Regions from separate parts of the Homo sapiens genome. Here region 2 is linked to region 1. The links are chromatin loops, found by intact Hi-C in ENCODE. Cell type or tissue: ovary. All regions are shown on one strand. Each heading gives the region's core, and the rest is flanking DNA. Links, peaks and the distances in the headings are about the cores only.

Region 1 (10,501 bases), core at 2,690-7,689:
CCATATCTCAGGATGTGACACTGTTTTTGGGAACAGGGACTTCGAAGAGGTAATTTAAGTCCAGTGAGATCACATGGGTGGGCCTTAATCCCATCTGATCGATGTCCCTGTAAGAGGAGAGGAGGACACAGACACGCACAGAAAGACCACCCTGGAGGACACAGGGAGAAAGCAGTCAACTATAAACCATAGAGAGAAGACTCAGGAGCAACCAGCCCTGTGACACCTTAATCTGGGACTTCCAGCCCCAGGATGGTGAGAGGATCAATTTCTGTTGTTTAAGCCTCCCCATCTGCAATAGCTCATCATGGCAGCCCCAGCAGATCAAGACACTACTACATTCACTGACACTGCATTTGCCCTTCAGGATCCAGCTGTCATCCACCTGCAGTGCCTCCCCACTTCTCCAAGATAGAATCATTTCTGCAGCACATTCTCGTGCCCCTCTTAATATACATACCACATCCCCACTTGCATTATGCTAGTTATGTACATTCCTACCTTCAGCAGAGACTCTGTCTTTTAATGTATTCCTCCTTGCATTCCACGTAAGACCTACTAAATTGTCAATCAATGTTCATCGAGTTAAAAATGGACTTGGATTGAATTTCTTGACTCCCTGGGGCAGGCCACCTTCCTCCTCCCCAGCAGGCCGAGCTCAGTGGCAACTGAGATGGTATCGCACACGGGCACAGCGCAGGATCACGCTCCGGTCTCCGACACTGGCCCCATTTAAATGACTCTGGGGACAGAGAATAGGAACTTAAATTTCTTTCCATGCAGCTGAAGGCTTCCTCCTAGGAAGTCGCTGACTGAACACACCTCACCGAAAAGATCACAGATGAAACTGAAACCCTAGACCCATCTCAGGTCCCCTAGGGGCTCCTGATCTGTGGACCTGGCTTCCCCTAAGACCCCCTTTGGGAGCGAGGCTGCTGGGAGTCTGTGCACCAAGAGGTCAATTGTCCGATATCACTGAGCCAAAGCTATCTGTTTAACCGACAACATATCTGAGTGTCAGAATCAGCGACCATCATCCAAGATGCTGGAGTTTTTTCTTCCGCGTTGAAATGGATCCTTTGAGAGTCAGTCAAGGGGAAAGAATGTGGAAGGATGAAGCTCAGTAGAGCACCTCGGAGAAGGAGGCCCTCGGTTATAAGGGGGACATGAAAAACGGGGAATTTCCTCTCCCATCACAGGCTTCCCTCAGTTACCTCTACACCTTTCTGTAGAAAAACCACTCATTTGTTTTTCTGAAGACAGGAGGGCAGGGGGTGTGGGGATCATCCACAGCAAGGCATGTTTCCTGAGAATGTTTTTGATTGTCAGGAGGAGACTTTTCAAAGTAAACGCATGAGAGTCTCCCTACCCCCACCCTCCATACGAATACTGGGGGCTGCTTTGCATAAGCAGCTTGTCGGCAGGAAGAAGGCAAGTCGATGCATCCCAGGATGAATGATAACTGCGCGGCCCTGGGCTTATGAACAATAGCTTTCTGGCCAGACAACATTAGCCACAGCCAGGTTGCATTTTTAAAAGAATGTTTGTGCATTTTTTTTCTCCCTCCTAAAACTCGGAAGTCTCTTAAAAGACATCAAAACTGTTAAGTGCAGATATTCGGAATAAATCAACCCTTTTTCCCTCCAGTATGGTTGCTGTTGTAATAACAGACTTCTTATTTGTTGGATACTTATGTAACTTAAGATGAAAAGACATCTTATAGCCTTCTGGCAAAATGATGGGAAACCAACAGCACACCGGAGTCTCCTTTACGCCCAGGAGGGAGTCAGTTTCAGGCCATGAGAAAGGGGCACTTTTCACTGCTTCTTGAGACCAACCTCCTGCCTTTCAATATTTCCATACAGTGACTTTTCATAAAGGCATGTAAAAAATACCTTGGTTAATTGGTTGTGATGAAAGAACATGATAACACAGTGGTCACGGAGACCCATTGAGGGTTTGTCCAAGAATTCGTTAAGTAACTGGTTTCTGAGTAGATTTGCTTAAATGTGCATGTTCCTCTCTGATTTGGAGACATTTGGCAAGCTGAGGTTCAAAACAGGAAAGTCGGGTTCCAAGGCTCTAAGCAAATCGGTTCATCTTAATGGGCCTCAAATGACCCAGCTAAGAAATGGGTCTAATTATACCCACGGCCTTGGATCGTTGTGAAGTTTAATTAATGCTTGAAAATGTTTTGAGATCCTCGGATGAAAACAGACCACAGATACAGAGTGTTATTACAGAATCCTGCCAGAGGCTTTCTTTTTCTGCAATAACATGCTGTGGGCATTATCTGAACTTTGTCCCTGCCAGCAATGGGGATTTCTGAGATGTGCCTCTGTCCACTACACCTGCTTTCAAACCCTTTAAAGCCCTTTGACAGCTACGGGCCACTTATACGTAAATGCCCCAAGACAACAGACATGAGATCTGAAGAGATTCCTTAGCAACTCAATTTCCAAGAAGTGGCCAGGCACGGTGGCTCATGCCTGTAATCCCAGCACTTCGGGAGGCCGAGGTGGGTGGGTCACTTGAGGTCAGGAGTTCGAGACCAGCCTGACCAACATGGGGAAACCCTGTCTCTACTAAAAATACAAAAATTAGCCAGGTGTGGTGGCAGGCGCCTGTAATCCCAGCTACTCAGGAAGCTGAGGCAGGAGAATCGCTTGAACCCGGGAGGTGGAGGTTCCAGTGAGCCAAGATAGCACCATTGCACTTCAACCTGGGTGACAGAGCAAGACTGTGTCTCAAAAACAAACAAACAAACAAACCCAGGCTGGAGTGCAGTGGGTGACAAAGCAAGACCCTGTCTCAAAAACAAACAAACAAACAAACAAACAAAAATTTCCAAGAAGAAAAATGTGTCTGTGCTCTCTCCTGTGGACTTTGGTTAATTTCTCCACCATCAACGGTATCATTTGAGGATGACTGTGGTCCCTCCCACACCTGGCTGAGATTGCTCAAAATCAAAATGGTCTTTCTTAATGAACAGCCAAGGAGAGGGCTCGGGTTCACCATCTTTTATTTATCCTTCTGTACTATAATAAAGTAGAAAAGACGGATCTTAACTAAATTTGGTCTCTAATAAAGGGATTCCGGATGCACACAGTTTTGCCTTCCTTTTGATCTTCATCTTTTAAATATAATTTTCTTGCTGGGCTCATGTGCCCGGGGTAAGAGATGGATGGAAGGCTCTGCATGGTCTGTAGGTCACAGGCTCACTGGCATGTGGAGTTCTTGTATAATCTGGCTAGGCCCAGTTCTCAGGGGTCTGATGGGAAGCTGAAGATTTGTTATTTCTCAATGCTGAACAGATTGGAAAGAAAGGGACCCTCACCTCCCTGATGTGGTCCCTTATGTCCCCTCTGCCCAGGACACTCTGCCCTGATATGGCCACTTGGCTGTCCTCTTTGGCCCACTTGGAGGTCCATACAAATCCCCCCAGCCCCCTGTGCTAACTGCTTCCCTGCTCCCCTCTCCTTCCACCCACGGTCACTCTCAATTTCTTACCTGGCATTATTCCCTTTGTGTTATTACTCATTCAGTGACATGGCATTCTCTGCTTCTCCCTCTAGAATTTGGTGTCCATGGGGTGGTGGGGAGAAGTGTCTGTTTAATTCACTGTTGTGTCCCCAGCCCGAGTATCCTACCTCATACATCGTGAGAGCTCGATCAATATTACCGGGTAAATGGCCTCAGCGCCCAGTGGTGCAGAGTACGCAGAGGCTGAAACAAAGGCTTGAGTGTGAGCCCTTCATGGAGAAGTATGATCTGAGGTGGGGTGAGCAAGGCTGGAAGGACAGGGGGCGACACAAAGGCACAGACTTGAACTTGCTATTGCTACCCTCACTGGTCGCTCAAACCAAGAGATTCCCCAAGGAGTGTGTGACTGTTTTCCTGGACTTTCCTCTGGAGAGGGGAAAACATTAATCCCGCCTTCATCCATCAGCAACCACCCTCTGCTAGAGTCATCCACAAACTCCGGTACGGTGCACGAGTGGGTCGCAGTGTGACCACGAGAGGCGTCACTCCTACTGCCCATGAATTCCTGGGGACACAGCCCCGTGTGCCGGCCATTAGCTCAGTGCATTCACCACACACTGGAAGACGGGGTCCCAATGCCACTGGGTGTTGCCCTGAGCTGACACCTTAGCAGAGTCTTTAGCAAGATGCTCTCACATTCCCTTGGACTGATGCTTCTGGCTTATGGGAATATATCTGTTGTAAGCCTGACAGATCTCACCAGTGTGTGCTCCAGAGAGTGTCTCCCTCACTGTAAAATGTGTCCTTGCTTCAAGGCATCTGCCAATTCCTTGGAGACAGATTCTGTCAGCCCTTTGATTGATGTGGGCAGAGCACTGTGAACGCAGAAGGCAAATACATATCTAGAGTAATGCCAATTCCTAAAAAGACAAGTGTTATCTCCTTTAGACTAGAAGGGGACCAATATAATCAACTTACCACTAAGTGGTTGGTCAGAGCCCTCAAGGAATGAGGCCTTATTGAAGGTTTGTCATTACTGTCTGCTTTTGTGTGTGTGTGTGTGTGTGTGTGTGTGTGTGTGTTTGTTTGTTTGTTTGTTCGAGACAGGGTCTTGCTCAGTTGCCCAGACTGGAAGGCAGTGGCACAATCACGGCTCACTGCAGCCTCAACCTCCTGGGCTCAAGTGATCCTCCCACCTCAGCCTCCCCAGTAGCTGAGACCACAGGTACACGACACTACACCTGGCTAATTTTTCATTTTTCATAGAGATGGGATTTCACTATGTTACTCAAGCTGGTCTCAAACTCCTGGGCTCAAGTGATCTGCCTACCTTGGCCTCCCAAAGTGCTGGGATTACAGGCATGAGCCACCACACCCAGTCTAGTGTCTGCCTTTGAAAGGTTGGGCAGACCAGCATGATCTGTAGAATATCAAGATGATTATGGTACCTGTGAAGTATATTCTTTGGAGAACAGGAGTTATTATAACATAGATCTGGAGTGAGATTGTGAATATCCTTCCTATCTAATGATAAATTGCTTTTTATCCTCTTTACTGATCAGGATGGAGAACACATTTGCTATAGCAATAGCTGCACACCTTCCAACTTCCAATTCTGGCCAAAAGTAACTTTCCTGCCACAAACAACTCTAAAACTGGGGAACGGGGGAGGGATATGAAGCAACTGTGCTCAGGCATTGGCTACAGGCAGCAAAGACTGTGATCTCTAAGAGAAGGGAAACTCCTGATGTGAGCCCATGGATTGCCCTGCCTCTCTCCCTAAGGAAAATGTCCTAACTGTGGTCCAGGGGGCTTAGCGAGAGCATAGCAATTTTACCCAGCTGAAGAGGCTGCCAAATAGCTGGATCTATGGGTCAGGGCACCAGAAACAGGGGAAGCTCTTCCAAGCATGGGTACCTCAAAAGTTTGTGTGGGGGTCACCCACAGTCCTCGGACAAAGGTGGAGCTGTGTATATACAGGGAAAGATTGAAGAATTACCAGAGATCAGTTGCTATGCAGTTGAGAGGGAGAATGATGCTGAGACATATTGGAACTCCAGCTCAGCCAGAGGGGAGTGGTTTCATTTATATCCCAGACATAAGAGACATCAGAAAAATCATGCCTCAGGAGTAAGGACCATAATCTAGAATAAGGTCTACTCTATACTCTCTAACTAAACCTAAAACTAAGCCTCAACAAGAGTACCACATATAGCTGGAAGGCAAAACTTGGAGGATGAGTTAAATCAACTTAGTGGGGCTTGGGAAACACTAGATCCTAGTCTATGCAAATTCAAGTTATCTGTCAGAATCAAACTGCCTGCTAGAATAGAAATCAACGGTACTCAGAAGCAAATAGCAGAATCCTAGATTTCTAGGGTCTGTTATCGGCAATGTCCAGAATATAATAAAAACAAATTCTAGACATCCAAGCAACAGGAAAACGTGAGCCATACTCAGAAAAAAAGGCATCAATTGGAAATGACACTGAGATGTCCCAGATGTTGCACTTAGCAGACATAGACTTTAAAACTGTTATTATAATAAATATGTTAAGGGTTTAAAGAAAAATATGGTGTTAATGACTGAATGGATAGGGAATTTCAGCAGAGAAATTAAAACTTAGAGAAGGAACCAAATGGAAATTCTACAACTCAAAAACACAAAGCAAATGAAAAAGTAGCTGGATTGACTTAAAAGAAGATTAGAAATGACAGAATAAATGATCTAAAGACAAATCAGTGGAAACTATGCAATCTAAATAACAGAGATAAAAAAAATGTAAAGAAAGTAACAGATCCTGAGATAACTATGGAATAAAATCAAATGGCCTAGCAATGTGTAATTATAGTCCTAGAAGGAAAGAGGGTGATAACAAGGCAGAAAAAAGTCTGAAGAAATAAGGCAAAACTTTTCCAAAAGTTGATGGGAATCATCAACTTACAGATCCAAGTAAATCAGTGAACCCTAAACAGAACAATTGCCAAGAAAAACCACACCTAGGCACACCATAGTAAAACTGCTGAAAACCAAAGATAAAGAGAAAATCTTGAAAACATTCAGGGGAAAAAAATGTACATTACAAGGAGGGAAACAAAGATACAAATCGTACTGATGCCTCATCAGAAACAATAAAATCAGAAGAAAGTGCCAAGAGAGACTTAATGTGTTGAAAAAATTTTTCAACTCAGAATTCTATATCCAGTGACAATACCCTTCAAAAACAAGAGTGGAGGAAAGGATGAAATAAAGGTCTCTTTAGACCCATAAAACCTGAAAGCATTTCCCACCAGCGGATCTGTACTGCCAGGGTGTTCTTTAGTTTGAACGGATATTATACCAATGGAAATAAGAACCCACACAAATGAATGAAGACTATCTGAACTGGTAAATAAGTGGGTAAATAGTCACATGCCAAATATCAGAGATTGTGTCAATCTGCTCCAGTAAATTCACCACATCTGGCACAGCAGCAGCAACGAGGTTAAGTTTACATGGTAAAATTTACCATACCATCATGCACCATGATCTGTCTGTTTTGGCAGGGGCCAGAGAGGTGAATTGGATGACAATGCCACAGCGCAGCATCACTACATACTTTAGGTTTTTTGTGATGGTCCTAAATCCCTGCAGTTCCCCCTGGTTTATAGTATTGCTTCTGATTTTACCATCTTAGCCAGGAGGTGACAGTTTCAGGGGCTTCCACTTGGTTCTTCCCACTTCATGGCTCTTTTCCCACAAGTCAGAGAATCAAAGCAAAAGTCCTGCCAATTCTGAAGTCTGGCTACTCCAATTACTACAATAAGGGAGAGGGGAAATGACTATGAGATGAGTCCTTGGATCCAATGGCTCCACTGTGTGATGACCTTGGGCAGGAACTCCATTTATCACCTGGTCTTCTTAGGAAGGCCCCCCACCGTCCGCTGCCAGTATAACCAGGGGATAATCAGGAGTTTCAGATTGCCTGATATCAGGCCCTATATCCAACAATCCCTGAAAGTGTAAGTAATCCTCTCTCTTCAGTGCACAGTTACTCCGGTAGATAGCCACATGTCACCTCAGGAAAGCATCAGGGAAATAATTGCTGCATAAACTGGCAGTGGTATCACAGGATCCTCCCTCAAGGATACTCAACTTCCCTTTTAGTTAATTAGTTAATTAATTAATTAATTAATGGAGTCTGGGTTTGTAAACTGAAACCTACTACTATGTATACGTCCCTGGTTCCCATTGGTACATATTCATTAGCTCCTGATTTCTTCACTAGTGAGCTCTTTCCTCTTAGAGCAGGAAATACATTTCCTCACATGGGCCATGCTCAGGGCTGACCCTAGCTATTAGCCTTATCGGCTTGGATGTACTGAGGTGGGAACACATACTGAAAATGGCTAATGTCATGTTACATACCTGCTTCAAGTGAGACTTTGTGAATTGGAGGAAGCTCTAGGCAAAGGGGGCATTTCTCATCGAAGGGATAAGGATATCTGCTGATGTAGAGGACTCAAAAGAATCTGGATGTACAGGATTTTCAGGTTCATCCACCTAAATGTTACCATCTTGGATCTCAAAGTCCCACTCTTTTCCTACCAGGACCCTAATTTGGACAAAGCAGGTCTGTGCATTCAGTCTTCTTTGCTGCTCTGCCACTCTTACAATCAGATCCTGAGCCTGATTTTCAGTACAGTCTGCCTTACAGAAAATGAAAATCTATAAATGCTGCCAGAGACCCTCTGGATTCCACAGCTTGACATGAACTGACAGATGGCTAATCTAAACCTATCACTTTCTTTTTTCAAGGCTCCCAGGGCCATTTAACTAAAGGAAGCACACTCCATGCTATTCAAGTGCCACAGCCCTGCACAGCCCAATGCCTCATTTTCCATGTGCACCTCATCCCAGGCAACCACAGGTGAGAGCCTTGGCAATGTGTGCCATAATCATCACCACTACCAGGAACGGGGCCCTCATTGATGTTTGACTAGTGAGTGATCCAATACCAAAATCCCATCCTGGGGCTCTGCTTTCAGAGGTTATTTCTTTTTTCCAACTATCTTAGCCCAATGTTCTTAGCAAATCCTGAAACAAAGACTTAACTGCAAGTACTTGGTTGGGAAGTGAGAATGAGTGAACAGGACTGAGGGAGAGGGGGAACAAGGAAGGGAAGAGGGGAAAGCCAAGTCAACCTGTGTCATTTGGTTAACCTCCAAACACCTGCCATTTCAAATCAATAAACATCTTCTGGGTAATAGACAAACTGCAATGCTGAGTATGTCTTAACTGAGAAGCAGGAAACCAAGGCAATTGCCTGGATTTTAAATTCAGGAGCAAACTTTAGGCAGAGGTGAGAGTGTTTGGGAATGATTCTCATTCTTGCCTCAGTTCCTTGAATGTGAGGGGAAGGGGAAGAAGTCCTGGCCCACTTGTAAGTATGACATTGGTTTCATTTGCAATTCCATACCCAGCCAGCCCTCCAAAACACTATGTACTTTGTTTAAGTAAGGACAGGAAATTAACATGGGCAGATGACATGCTGCTCATCTTACAAGTAAAAATACTGGGATCTGAAGATATACAGGTATCTGTTAGAAGTTCCAAAATTCAAACTAGAGTCTGCTTCCCTCCGAAGTTCTTGCTTCCCCTAGTAGACTGTGCTGAGAACTTTGTCCTGAGAATCCAGAGTCCATCAACCCCAAACAGGCCCCAAATTATCCAAAGAATAATTTGGGTGAGGTAAGTGAGGTTCAGAGTCATTTAAGGGAAATTGCCTGTTAAATCAGTGGATTCATCTGAGTCTGAGATCACACATGAGCCCAGCAGAACCATATTCTGGCCTCCATGGCCAGGAAGATTTCTTTTTTCAAGAGATTGTTTTCTAAAGTGAAAACACAGCCTTTTTTCTTCTTCTGTTTCTGTGGGATTTTCCTCTTTGACTGTACAATTTGCTGAAAATATACATTTTGATAAGAGAAATATTTGGACATCTGGGCAGGAGGGAAGTTGTGAAATCTCTGCCCACCGTCCCAGGAGGGAATGGAAAGTGAGGAGGCAGCTGGACTTCCGGGCTCTGGGATCAAAGTGACTCTGCTTGTCTCCATCAGACCTTCCTGATGATGCCAGTGTGACCAGCTCTTTCCCTGGATACATGGGCACCCACCTGGCCGGGGAGCCCTCGCGGCAAGAGGGACAGGGAAAAAGACCAAAGCGCCTATCACGAATGCCATCCTCAAGGTCACAGCCTGCAGGGTCACCGGCCTCAGCCCACTCCCACTGTTAGGAAGGAAATGGCCGCTGGCAGCTTGGGATCACCTGGGCTCTGCACACCCTGACCACGAGCAATCATTTTCCACAGGGATCACCGTGGTGTTTGTGCACCAGCCAAAGGGTAGCTGCAGAAAACCCAAGCACATCCCCTTCCTCCCGGGTTCCCCAGCCTTGGAGAGGACTCCCAGCACCTCAGGGAAACCACGTGGCTTAGAACCAAAAAATGATGTCCAGGGAGCCCTGTTCAAGGGATTGGGGCCCTTGGCATCATGGCACGAGGCAAGCCTGGGCCTGAGCAGTGAGAATGTGTTGTCATGACCTCTATAGATCCAGGCAGGCTTCCTGGAGGAGGTGAGGCCCAGAAGAGCTTTGAGAAACATGAAACATTGGAATAGGTAGGGAGTGGTTAGGGATGCGGGGAGGGCAGTGAACAATGTAAACAAAGCTAAGGAAGCCCAAGTGGGCCTGTCCAGTTAGCTGAGAGCCGATGGCCTGGGGGCCATATTCTTGGGTGGGTGGGCCACCCACGATTTCTCCATGAGGTTTTTAAAATTGGTGTTCATTTCAGTGACCATGTCCTCCATGCATCACATCCACATGGAATCATCTGGAATCATCTGGATGCTTCTGATTTCAGGGCTCAGATTTGCATTTCTCATTCAGTGGACAGGAAAAGAAGATAACCAGGGCAGGGGCTCTGAGCCCTTTCTGCAATGTAGACTTTATGGGAAATTTTTAAATTCTATGGACCCCTTCT
Region 2 (10,501 bases), core at 3,222-8,221, 120 kb before region 1:
TTAAGACTTCAACATACGAATTGTGGGGGGATGTGATTCAGCCCATAACAGTTAAGCTATCACAGATACTTCTGAGGTCCGTGGAAGGAGAGAGTGTGGGTACTCATGACTTCCCAGAGTCCCAGCAATGCTACCCAGAGCAGGTCTGTGCAAGGGAGGGCAGCCATCTGCTTTTCCACGGTCTGGAGTCCCCTTCTTTCTTTCATCAGGACTCCGAGTCCTCTGCCCCATGGACCCCTCTTCCCAAACTTCTCTCTGGTCAGGACTTACACTCTGGAGCCTACAGGTGGAGCCTGGGGTGGAATTCCACTTCCTCCACTTATCAGCTGTGTGTCTTTGGGCCTCTTATTTAACCTCTCTGGACTTCAGGTTCCTTCTCTATAAAGTAGGATCATGATATGCCCTACCTCATAGGTTTTTATGAGGATAAAATGAGGGACATTCATGGGATATTGGAACAGTGCTGACCCCTAGCAAGCACTAGGTCAGTGTTTGCTAAATAAATGAAGAAACCATCTCCATGGGTAGGCTGAAGGTAGAACAGCGTCGGGACTTGTCTGTGACCCGGGCTCAGAGGGCTGTGGGCTCAGAGGAGGGGAAGAGGCTGCTGTGGTCAGGCCCACGTCCAGAGGGGGCTTTTGCTTAGCAGAGGCTGCTGGCCAGGCAGCCCCAGCCGCACCCCATTTTATGCATATGAGAGAGAAATGCAGGCGTGATGGTCTGCAATTGTCCCTTTTGTTTACAGCATTTGTTGGAGCATATTTCTGGCAAGGAAGCTGACAATAAACCAAGGCCCGGGCCGGCCCGGCTGGCGGGCAGCAAATGAAGACAGCTGCCGAGGCGGGTGCCTCCCGGTGGGCTGGGGCCGGAAACCAGGGGCTCTGTCTCAGGCGCTTCAAAGAAGAGCCTTTGTCTAAGGCAGCCGAGCCAAGGGCCCCGCAGGGGCAGGCGGGCTGGGGCTCTGGGTGATGCCCGACTCACTCCACGACCTCACACGGGCAGCTCCCGCTCTCCAGGCCTCAGGTTCCCAGCTGCGAAGTAAAGGGGAACTAGGGCCCTAGGTACCTGCTGTGAGCCCTGTGTCAGCTCCAGGGAAGGGAGGGTGCTCTTGGGGTGCCCCCTCACTCCTTAGAACCTGCGTTCTGCAGCTTCGAGATAGAGAGCGACCTCAGAACACTCAGCCAAGAAACAGACAGGCCAGGGCATGGCCTCCAGACAGGAGGTCATGGGAGAAGGAGAGTCAGCGCTGCCCGGTGAGAGGACACAGAGGCTCTGTGGGAGAAGGGAGGGACAGTCCCGGCATGAGTACACACAGAACCTGGCAGGAGGGTCTTCTAATGGCCACTGGGCCTGCACCCCTGCTGTGGGCCCAGAGCCCCATGCACCTGCTTCTTGTCCACCTCCAGAAGGGTGTTGCCTTCTGCACATCCTTGTTGAATGATGTCCCAAGGGAGCCCTGAGATGTCACAACTTCAGGTGACTCCCCTGCCTCCCAAGGACACTTACAGAGGTGTTTTCACAAAGGACACCTCACAAAGGCACAGCTTTTAAGGACCTCTAGTGTGAAACGGGAATGTTTCAGGCACTAGAAAAGGCCCAGCAGTTTCTGGAAGGAGAAGAGGACACCCCTCTGACTCTGCCAAGTGGGCCGGCCCTGTGTCGCGCTGGCCCACGCAGCTGCTGAGCCCTGCTGTTGGGCAGCAATCAGCGATGGGTGGCCGTGGGCAGGTTCCCTGCACTCCTGGGGCCTCGTCTTCAGTCTGTGCTTTGCATTGTCCTCCTCCTGCTGGGTCAAACCCTGGGCTCAGGACCGTCTGCAGGTCACCTCCTCCCTGAAGCCGTCCACAGCACCAGAGTCTTCACTGGCTCCTTTGTTTTCTCTGAAGGCAGAGAATCTTCTAGTGCATGTGATTTACAATGGTTTGTGTCCTGGTCTTATCTGCTACTGCTGACCAGTAGTTTGACACAAGTGGGCTGTGCTAAAATCTCTGAACCACCCAACCCCCCGCCACCACCACTCACCCCACACCTTGTCCTGAGCTCAGCATGTCACTGCGTATGGGAAGTGGGGGGCGGGGTGGAGTTCATGGCCAGATCCTCCAGGTCAGGTGCTTTGCAGGCTAAATCTTACTTGACCTCCTAGCAATTGGGTGATGTAGTGCCCAGGCCACAGATGAGGATCCAGAGAGTAGGAGAGGCAAAGGGTTTTCCCCCAGGAACATGATGGAGCCAGGAGTTGGACCCAGACCCTTAAGGTTCCAAGGTCTTCTCATCCCCTCTCAGTCGAGGTCAGCTGGAGGGGAGAATAAATGTGCTGGGGGCTCAGGAGTTCTTGGAGTCAGGGTTGATGATGCCACTGACCTCACTGGACTTAACATTCATTCAACAAATATTTGTCCCAGACACCAGAAGAACCAGGGGAAGCTCCACCCCTAGCCCCAGGTGCCTGCCTAGGCGCAGGCAACACTGCGGATGAGGTGGGACCCTCTCTTGGGGGCGTGAGCTAGAAGAGCAGGCATTGGCCATAGGCTCTGGCTTGCTGCAGAGGTGCCTTTTGTCTGGCAAGGGGAGCACAGGTGGGGGATGGGGCTGGCCCCAGCCAGGACATTGTCTGTGTCACTCAGCAGCAGACTGACTGGCGCCTGCTGCCTGGCCAGCAATGCTGACCCCTCTGCCTGCCCTAGCCAATATTTGAGGTCAGGAGGCAAGTACAGCATCTGTGGGCAGACGACAGGGCCAATGGGGTTCTCCTCCAGGCCTTCTGCTGCCACTCTGCTTCCTGAAGCCAGGAGGCCCAGTTCAGGTGCTCCGCCAGGGCTCCCGTGGTCCTGCCTGCAGGGGCGAGGTAGCAGGACCCCCTTGTTTAGCCTCTGCTGCATCCTTAGCTGCAGCAGGGAGCCTGCCAGGCAGGTGTGCGGTGAGTACCTCTCGCCGAGGCCCCCTAGGCACTCTTGTGTCAGGGTGGTGCTGTCTGAGATCCTGGAGGCATCTCAAATGGGGACCCTTTCTTAACCACAGACAGGCAGGACAGCGATGTCTTCCTGCATGACAGAAGGGGAAACTGAGGCCCAGAGTGATGCAGCCCGGGACCTCCCAGGACAAGGTCCAAGCTCTTACCTCAGGTATGGAGTTTCCATGATAACTGTGGGTCACTGCAGCCCCACTGCCGGGCCTGGGGTCTGCACTGTCACTAGCATCCCCAGGGACTTGAGGGATGGCACAGCTTTGGGAAGAAATCCTGCCCGTGGAGGGGTCTGTGCCCTGCCCCACTCGGACCATCTCAGCCCTAGATATTAGCTAGCTGTGGGCCATCTGGGGGAGCATCTGAGAACCGGGCCTCGAAACTTGGCTAGAGTTTGGTCAGCACCACGAGGTCCACCTGCCCACTGGGGCCTCCAGGTTCATCTCCCCAGGTGTTGCCTGAGCTTGGCTTGTGATTCCAAAACCAGGTGAAGGCGCAAAAGCCGTGTCTCTGCCGCAAGGGGCCCGTGGGCCCAGGAACGCTCAGAACTGAGCTTGCTCCAGAGAAGACACGCAGGGCCAGGGAAGCTGGAGGAGCAGTCGCCCTCCCCTCGCTGTCCTGGGGGGTCTTCCTGAGGGAGGTGCCTTCTGCTCAGAGACTGAGGATGAGGAGAGAGGGGACAGCCTATGGGGACAGGGGAGGAGCCTCTCCCAGTCCCAGGGGTCATCTTCCAGGAAGGCCCAGCCCATCTGAGGAGCTCCATAAGCCCCCGCGATGGGTGGCAGGGCTGGGGCTCTGTGGCAGGGCTTTGAACTCCCAGCCAGCCCCAGGACGGCTGCCTGGCTGTGTTGCTGGCCCTGCTCCTGGCCCTGCCCCACTGTCCCCGAACTGGATCCAGGCAGACAGGGAAATGTGGATGTCAGCTCTGAACCACCACATTCCTGAGGTCCCCTCCGGGCCCAGAGCTGCACGGCCTCCTCTTTCGCGTTAACCCGAAAAGCCGTGCTGGGGGGTCCTGGCCCCTCCTACTCTGCCGCCTCTGCATTCCCTGCCCCTGCCAGCGCGGCCCAGCCAAGGCTTGCAAGCGCATTCCCAGGTGGCCTGGGGCGGCTGCCGCCTCCCGCAGGCGGAGTATTTTGGGGGTGTCCCCTAAATGAAAACAGGGCAGGAATGCTGGAGGCCACACTGTGTCCCCAAGGCTTGGGTGCGGTGCTTGGAGCTGGCACAGAAGAGAGTAGCGGGAGGGAGGAGGAGAGCGGAGGATGGGAGGAGAGAGGGGCCTGGAAAGCCCAGGAGAGCCAGCTGGACAGGGTGGGACGGCATGGGAAGGAGAGGGAGCCCCGTGAGGGCTGCAGGCCACCAGGGCCCTCGAAAAATCACTCGCGGGAACAAGGGTGGAAATCCTGTCTGCCATGACGCTCACCCTCTCTGTGGCCCATTTTCTCATCTGTGAGTTGGGGGATGATGTTCTGAGGTCCTCACAAGGCAGGGCCTGAGTAAGGACTGACGGGGAGCTAGGTTTGGCCTCCGCCCTGTCCTCAGGAAGGGGCCGTGTGGTGTCCACGTGTGCTGGCCCTGGTGGTCCCCTTGGGGTCCTGTTCCCCGTCGGTCATGGCGCTGGGCCTCCCTGTGGCTGATTTCTTGTGGGTCGTGGAATTTCTAGTTTTAAGGGGACCAGTGTGGCACAGCAGGGTGCTCCCCAGGCAGGTGTGGGTGGGTGTCTCTTGTGGAGGCCCCCGAGACACTCCTGAGTCCAGGTGGTGCTGTCTGAGGTCCTGGAGGCAGGTCCTGGCTCAGGCAGAAATCTTGTCCAAAGGGAATCTTGTCAGATGCCTCCTACCCTGACATCCCCATCTGCTTCCCCACAGTGATAGCCTGGTAACCGGCTGTGCCTCTTTGTCCCTTGTCCTCCCAGGTCCCTACACGGGTCAAGATGGGAGCCGCCTTAGAGATCTCTATTCTGCAGAGGAGGAAACTGAGGCACAGACATGGATGGAGGGAATTTGGCCAAGGCCCTTTGGCCTTCTGGGCCAGGACTCCAGCCCCAGCCCAGTGGCAGGAAGAGGGTCTCATGCCACCCCTCAACCCTGATAATCCTGCATGCACGGCACAGGCCTCGAACCTCCTCTCCCCTGGCCTGGTCCCACCCTAGTGGGCCCGGCAGTGGGGCCTTCCATCCTGCCTCTGTCACTGCCACAAAAGAACATCATGATGCATCCCAGGCCTCTGTCCTTCAGGCCATGGGGGGCTTCCCTGAGCACAGCCACTCACCACATGCCTGAGTCTGGATCTCATGCGAGAACTGGCCTGGACCCCTGGACCAGGGTAAGAGGGAGACACAGCAAGGCCCAGACAGGTTGACCGACTGCCCAGGGTTTCTGGCCAACGAGCAACGGAGCCGTTTTGACGCCCAGGTCTGGCCTTTTCGGTCTGCAGCAGGCAGCATTGGGAAGCAGGCTTGGGCCCCCTCCCGCCACCCCAGCTGCTCCTCTGAGCCCCCGAGGTGGGCACCAGACCCAGGCCTCTCCCACGGCAACAGGAGGGTACAGAAAAGGCGCCTTTGTCAAACCCTGGAGAAGGCCCTGCTGGGCAGGGGCAGTTAATGGACCGGCCCGGGGTGGGCCCCACACAATGGAACGTTGTGCCGCCTGTCGGGGGCGATCACCATGCTTGCCCATCAGAGCCCCGTCGCAGGGACACACAGCTCATGGGTGCAGACACACAGTGGCTGCCCAGGAGCCAGGCCTTCCAGTCTGAGAACACAATGGCCATCAGTCACCAGCATGGCACGGGGCCCTGGGCATGGGGAACCGGCAGCAAAGGGCCGATTTGAGTGCCGGGGGCACCACCAAGACGCCCAGGCTTGGGAGGGTGAGGCCAGCCTGGCCCAGCCCTGCACAGCCGTAGCCTTGACACGCGTCTCTCCTTCCTGAGCCTTGGTTTTGCATTCCCACAGTGGGGCCAAAGCCACCTCTGCCACACCTGCCAAACTGTGGGAGAGATGATGGGAAATCAAGGAAGAAAAGGCTCATGGGAAAGAAAGTGTGTAGATAAGGCTTCAGAAAGGTAATGGGAAGCTATGCCTTGGTCTAAGAAGCCCATTCAGAACCTGCACACCACGGCTGTGGCCCCCAAACGCCCCTCGGATTGGGGGGAGCTGGACCAGGCATCACATGTCAGGGAGCAGTCCAGGGGTCTCCCCACCGCAGACCACACCGAGACCCCAGACGCCCTCTGGTCTCTCCACCGCAGACCACACTGTGACCCCGGGCACCTGCTCCCCACTTGGAGCTGGTTTCTCCGAAACTGAAATGAGGGAGCTCAAGACTCCCAGGTCTTTCCTTCTGCCTCCCTGGACACCAGAGGCTGCTGCCGTTGGGCTCTGAGGACCCCTGACACAGAGGAGCCCCAACATGGGCTGAGAGGGGGCCTGGGCAGTGCAGGCCGCAGTGTCCTCCCTGCCCTGGCAGCATGCAGGGACCCCAAACCTCCAGCGCGAAATCACTAAAATAGCCAGCAGCAGCTTTCCCACAGGCCTCCCATGTGGTATTTTTAGCCCTGGAGCCGGAGGCTTGGCTTGTTAAGAATAGCCTGGGGCAGTGGGAACGTGCTCCTGCTGCAGGCGGGCTGCGGACTCCCATGCACCGGTAGCGGGTGCTCCAAGGGCCGAGAGGCGTCCATAGGCCGTAGGCTCCCCCGCAGGGACAGGGGCAGGTCTCATTTGCAAAATCAAAAAGGCACAATCCAATGCATCAGGCTTCTGTGACCACAGTCAAGAAAGAGGGTGGCTGTCCTCACAGAGAACCCCCGTGGCCGAGCCTCCCAGGGGCTGGCAGGCTGGATTTGGCCTTCCACCTTGCCCTCTGTAGCCCCATCCCGACACTCTCAGCGGGTGAGGAGGGTAAGCTTCCAGGGTCAGGCTGGGTGAGTGGTTCCAGCCCCAGGGGTGGGGGTGCCAATCCCAGGTCCCAGCCAGGACCTCATGCACCTGAGTCAGCTCCTGCACCCTGGAGTGTCTGACAATTCTTCCCCAAGGAGATGCTCCACCACAGCATAGGTCAGAAAGGGGCCTGGAGTTTTGTTGGAGGAGCCCTTGGTCCCTCAACACCCCAGCCAAGGAGAAGTGCCCCAGCCCCTCACACATGCTCCTTGGAGATTTGGTCCAGGCCCCAGGGTTGGAGTGAAGCTGTCCCACCATCATCCCAGGCACATCTGGGGCAAGAGGCCCATCCCTAGTCAGCCCTGTTCCGCCGAATGGGCTTTTGTCCGAAGCTGCAGTCTCTGTAGGGTAGAGCGGTAAGGCTGGCAGGACTGCGGAGGCGTGGGATCTGGGGCGTACACAGCCAACAGTCAGTGCTGTGAAGACAAAGAACCTGAAAAGTCAATGGCTTCCAAGAGTGACAGGGACCGCCTTTCATCCAGTTCTTCTTGACTCTGAAACCTCCTATGGCTCCCCAGTGCCTGCAGCAGCTAGAAATACAATTCACCGATGAATCCTTGTTTTCTTCCAGATACAAACTCATCTGGAAGCATTAAAACAATGGAAGCAGGTGAGAGCAGAGAGATCCCGAGCGCAGGTGAGGTGGGGTCCCTGAGGCGGGCTCAAAAGCTGCTTCCCAAGGCAGGGGGGCCCCTATGTGCCCTCTGAGAGCACAGCCTGCAGACAGAGTCCAGACGTCTCAGGCAGGCCTTTGAGGCCTTCGTGTCAAAGCCCAGTTCTACCACATCCTAGGGTTATACTTTCGGCCTGGTGGGAGTCGCTGGTCCCCAGTTGACAGTGTCATTGGGAAAGTCCAGTGGTAGACCCCGGCACAGCAGGCGCTCAGCAGTGCAGCAGTATCATTGCTTAGCCCCACCTCCCTTTCCAGACTCTGCACCCCTCCTCAGGCTCAGAGCAAGGGCCTGCCCCTGCCCCTCCACCGCCCCCTCCTCACTTACCCCTGCGACTCTGCCCAAGCAAGACCTCCCCCTGGAATTCATTCATTTATCAACTCATTATGCAGCCAGCCAGCCATCGTTTCTTTTTTATCCACTTTTTCTGAGGGCCTGCTGTGCGCCAGCTGCTGGAGACATGAAGACATCGAAGACCCCAGGCCTTGACCTCCAAGAGCCCCCAGTTTGGTGGAAGAAACAAACAAGGAGACTGCAAAACACACCCTGTGATGGGGAGGGTTGAGGTGGCCAGTGGGAGAGGCGAGCTGGCAGGGCTCAGTGGTGAGGTGAAGGTGTGGGAGCAGGGACACAGCATGAAGGAGTAGATGGCCAGGTTGAGCTTTGCAGGCTCCAGGGGGAGGATAAAGAGCTGACACCTGGAACGTGCTTGGAACAGCAGGTGCTCGGTCAGTGCAGCCACGACCATCCCGTCCTGCATCCCCACCATGAACTTGGACCTTCTGGAAGGACCTTGCTTATCCCAGCATCCACACATCCTTGACCAGACCTGGTCAACATTTGCTTAGTAAGTGAATCAATGAATAGTTTGCTCCAAAAGGCTGTTTGGTAATGGAGTTAGCCTATGGGAAGCTGTGGGGTGAGGGAGGAGAGAGACGATTCTGACCTCCCGAGGAGCTGGGCTGTGGTCTCCTGCTCTGCCTGAACCAGCCCTGGGCCCTTGGTATGAAGACCCGGTGGATATGCTAGCCCTGTGTTCTGTATCTTCCTCCTCCATTGAAGCCTCTGCCAGCCTCCTCTCACCCATTCCTGCATGTGCCGCACCAATCTGTGTGGAGCGCCCACTCCAGCCAGGCCCTGCTCTATCAGCAAACTCAGCAGGCAGAACCCCTGCCCCATGGCGCTGCTTCAGCGTGGTGAGACAGGCAAGGAGATCGGGAGCAAGAGGGCGTTGGGGTCTGCTAGAAGTCGCAAGTGATGCAGAGTAGAGCGGGGACATTTGGAGCACAGTGGACAGGGATTACGGAGGTACAGGGCAAGGCAGCCCAGGAGGCGGGAGCGGCCAGTGCAAAGGCCCCGAGGCAGGAGGGCACAGAGGCCCGTGGGGTGGAGCAGAGGGAACTGGGAGGATGGGCAGATGGGTTTGGACCTCATCGGCCACTGGAAGGATTTTGATTTTCCTTGAAGACAGGAACTAATGGGAGGCTTGGTCTCACATTTTCCCAGGAACCGCCTGGCTGCTGGGATGAGAAGAGACTGGAGAGAGACCACGATGGAAGCCAGGAGGCCAACGAGGAGTTGGGGTAGTCCTCCAGGGAGACATGATGTGGCTTCAGCCCCAGTGGTGATGGCGGGGTAGAGCCAGCAGGGTTCTGAACTGAGTGGATGTGAAATGAGGGAAAGAGGGATGCTGCGGTCGGCAGAATCGTGCCTCCCGCAAAGATGCCCCATCCTAACCCGTCACCCTTGACAGTGAGACCTCCACCACAAAGGGGACTTTGCAGGCATGAAGGTTAAGGACCCTGAGAGGAGGAGATGGCCCTGGACTGTCTGGCGGGCCCAGCATCATCACAAGGGTGCTTATAAGTGGAGGAGGAGGCAGGGGGAGCCGAGCAGATGTGAGGATAGAAGCAGAGGTCGGAGGGACGTGCTGTTGGCTTGAGATGGAGGAGGACCTATGAGCCAAGGAGCATGGGCGGCCTCTGGAAGCCAGAAAGGGCAAGGCCTCTTCCCGGAGCCTCCAGCAGAACCCAGCCCCGCTGCCACCTCGACTGCAGAACGGTGACACCGTGTCCGATTCCCGACCTCCAGAACCGTGAGATAACACGTGTGCTGTTTTAAGCCACTGCAATTGTGGTATTTGTCACAGCAGCCATAGGAAACTGTACGGGGGTTAAAGAGGACCTGCTGACCTCTGAGCTCACACTGAAGCCTCCTGGAATGCTGTGGGTTGTGAGCTGGGATGAGAACGCAGCATGGAGATGAAAGACGCATCCACCCAGGAAGGCCCACTGGCATCGCAATCTCAGGGAAGATTCCCAGGCTGAAAAAAGAGAAAGTGGCTGGGGTGGCACTGAATGCCCCACGTCAAAGAAATGGCACCCAAGCCGTCCGTCAGTCCCTCACCTGCCACACAGACAGCACCTTGGACCCAGCAAGATGTCACTCACCACATTGATGCTGTCCACAGGCATCGCCTTGCTTTTGCAGCTCTGTGTGAGATTTGTCAGCTTGGTTTGGGTCTGGGGCTGTATTAGAGCTGTCAGCCTAGGAGCCTACCCTAGTTTTGTGTCTGCACTATTTCCAAAGCACTGGAATAAAAGGCATTTTAACCAACACCAGGAACCCACGGGAATCTTTTCAAAGGATCTGCATCAGATCAGCCTAAGGAACACTGCTGTCGGTGATGAAATCTGTTGAGGATTCGAAGCTGGCGTGTGGTGCACGCAAATTCCTTTTTTCTTTTTTAATCAATGATTAGATGATTCCTTAGAGCAGTTTTAGGTTCACTGCAAAACTGAACAGAAAGTGCAGAATTCCCATATCCCACCTTCCCAAACACACACACAGTTTCCTCTGTGACTAACATCTTGCATCTTGTGGTACATTTGTTACAATTGAGGAACCAATATTGACCCATTATTATAA

The links. Peaks named below come from ENCODE experiments on the same cell type or tissue, not always from the same donor. Only the 100,000 strongest peaks of a DNase experiment are listed, where the experiment ranks them.
Region 2: a loop joins it to region 1, with 19 times the contacts of the local background. A loop is called at or near these places in 1 of 110 quality-filtered maps.

The regions. Positions count from the first base shown.
Region 1 is chr11:69,602,242-69,612,742 of GRCh38, forward strand. No RefSeq gene overlaps it. Among named protein-coding and RNA genes, the nearest start is that of CCND1, 34 kb to the right of the region's middle. In ovary, for the core only: no CTCF peak of the experiment used is centred there; no DNase peak of the experiment used is centred there.
Region 2 is chr11:69,483,022-69,493,522 of GRCh38, forward strand. LINC01488 (long intergenic non-protein coding RNA 1488) reads left to right here. Exons shown (of 4, transcript NR_185875.1): 2 at 3,019-3,122; 3 at 7,474-8,420; 4 at 9,080-10,189. Among named protein-coding and RNA genes, the nearest start is that of LINC01488, 6.6 kb to the left of the region's middle. RefSeq lists enhancers at 1,965-2,502, 2,503-3,041, 6,613-7,281, 10,396-10,501. In ovary, for the core only: no CTCF peak of the experiment used is centred there; DNase peaks (open chromatin) are centred at 5,343, 5,708 and 6,549.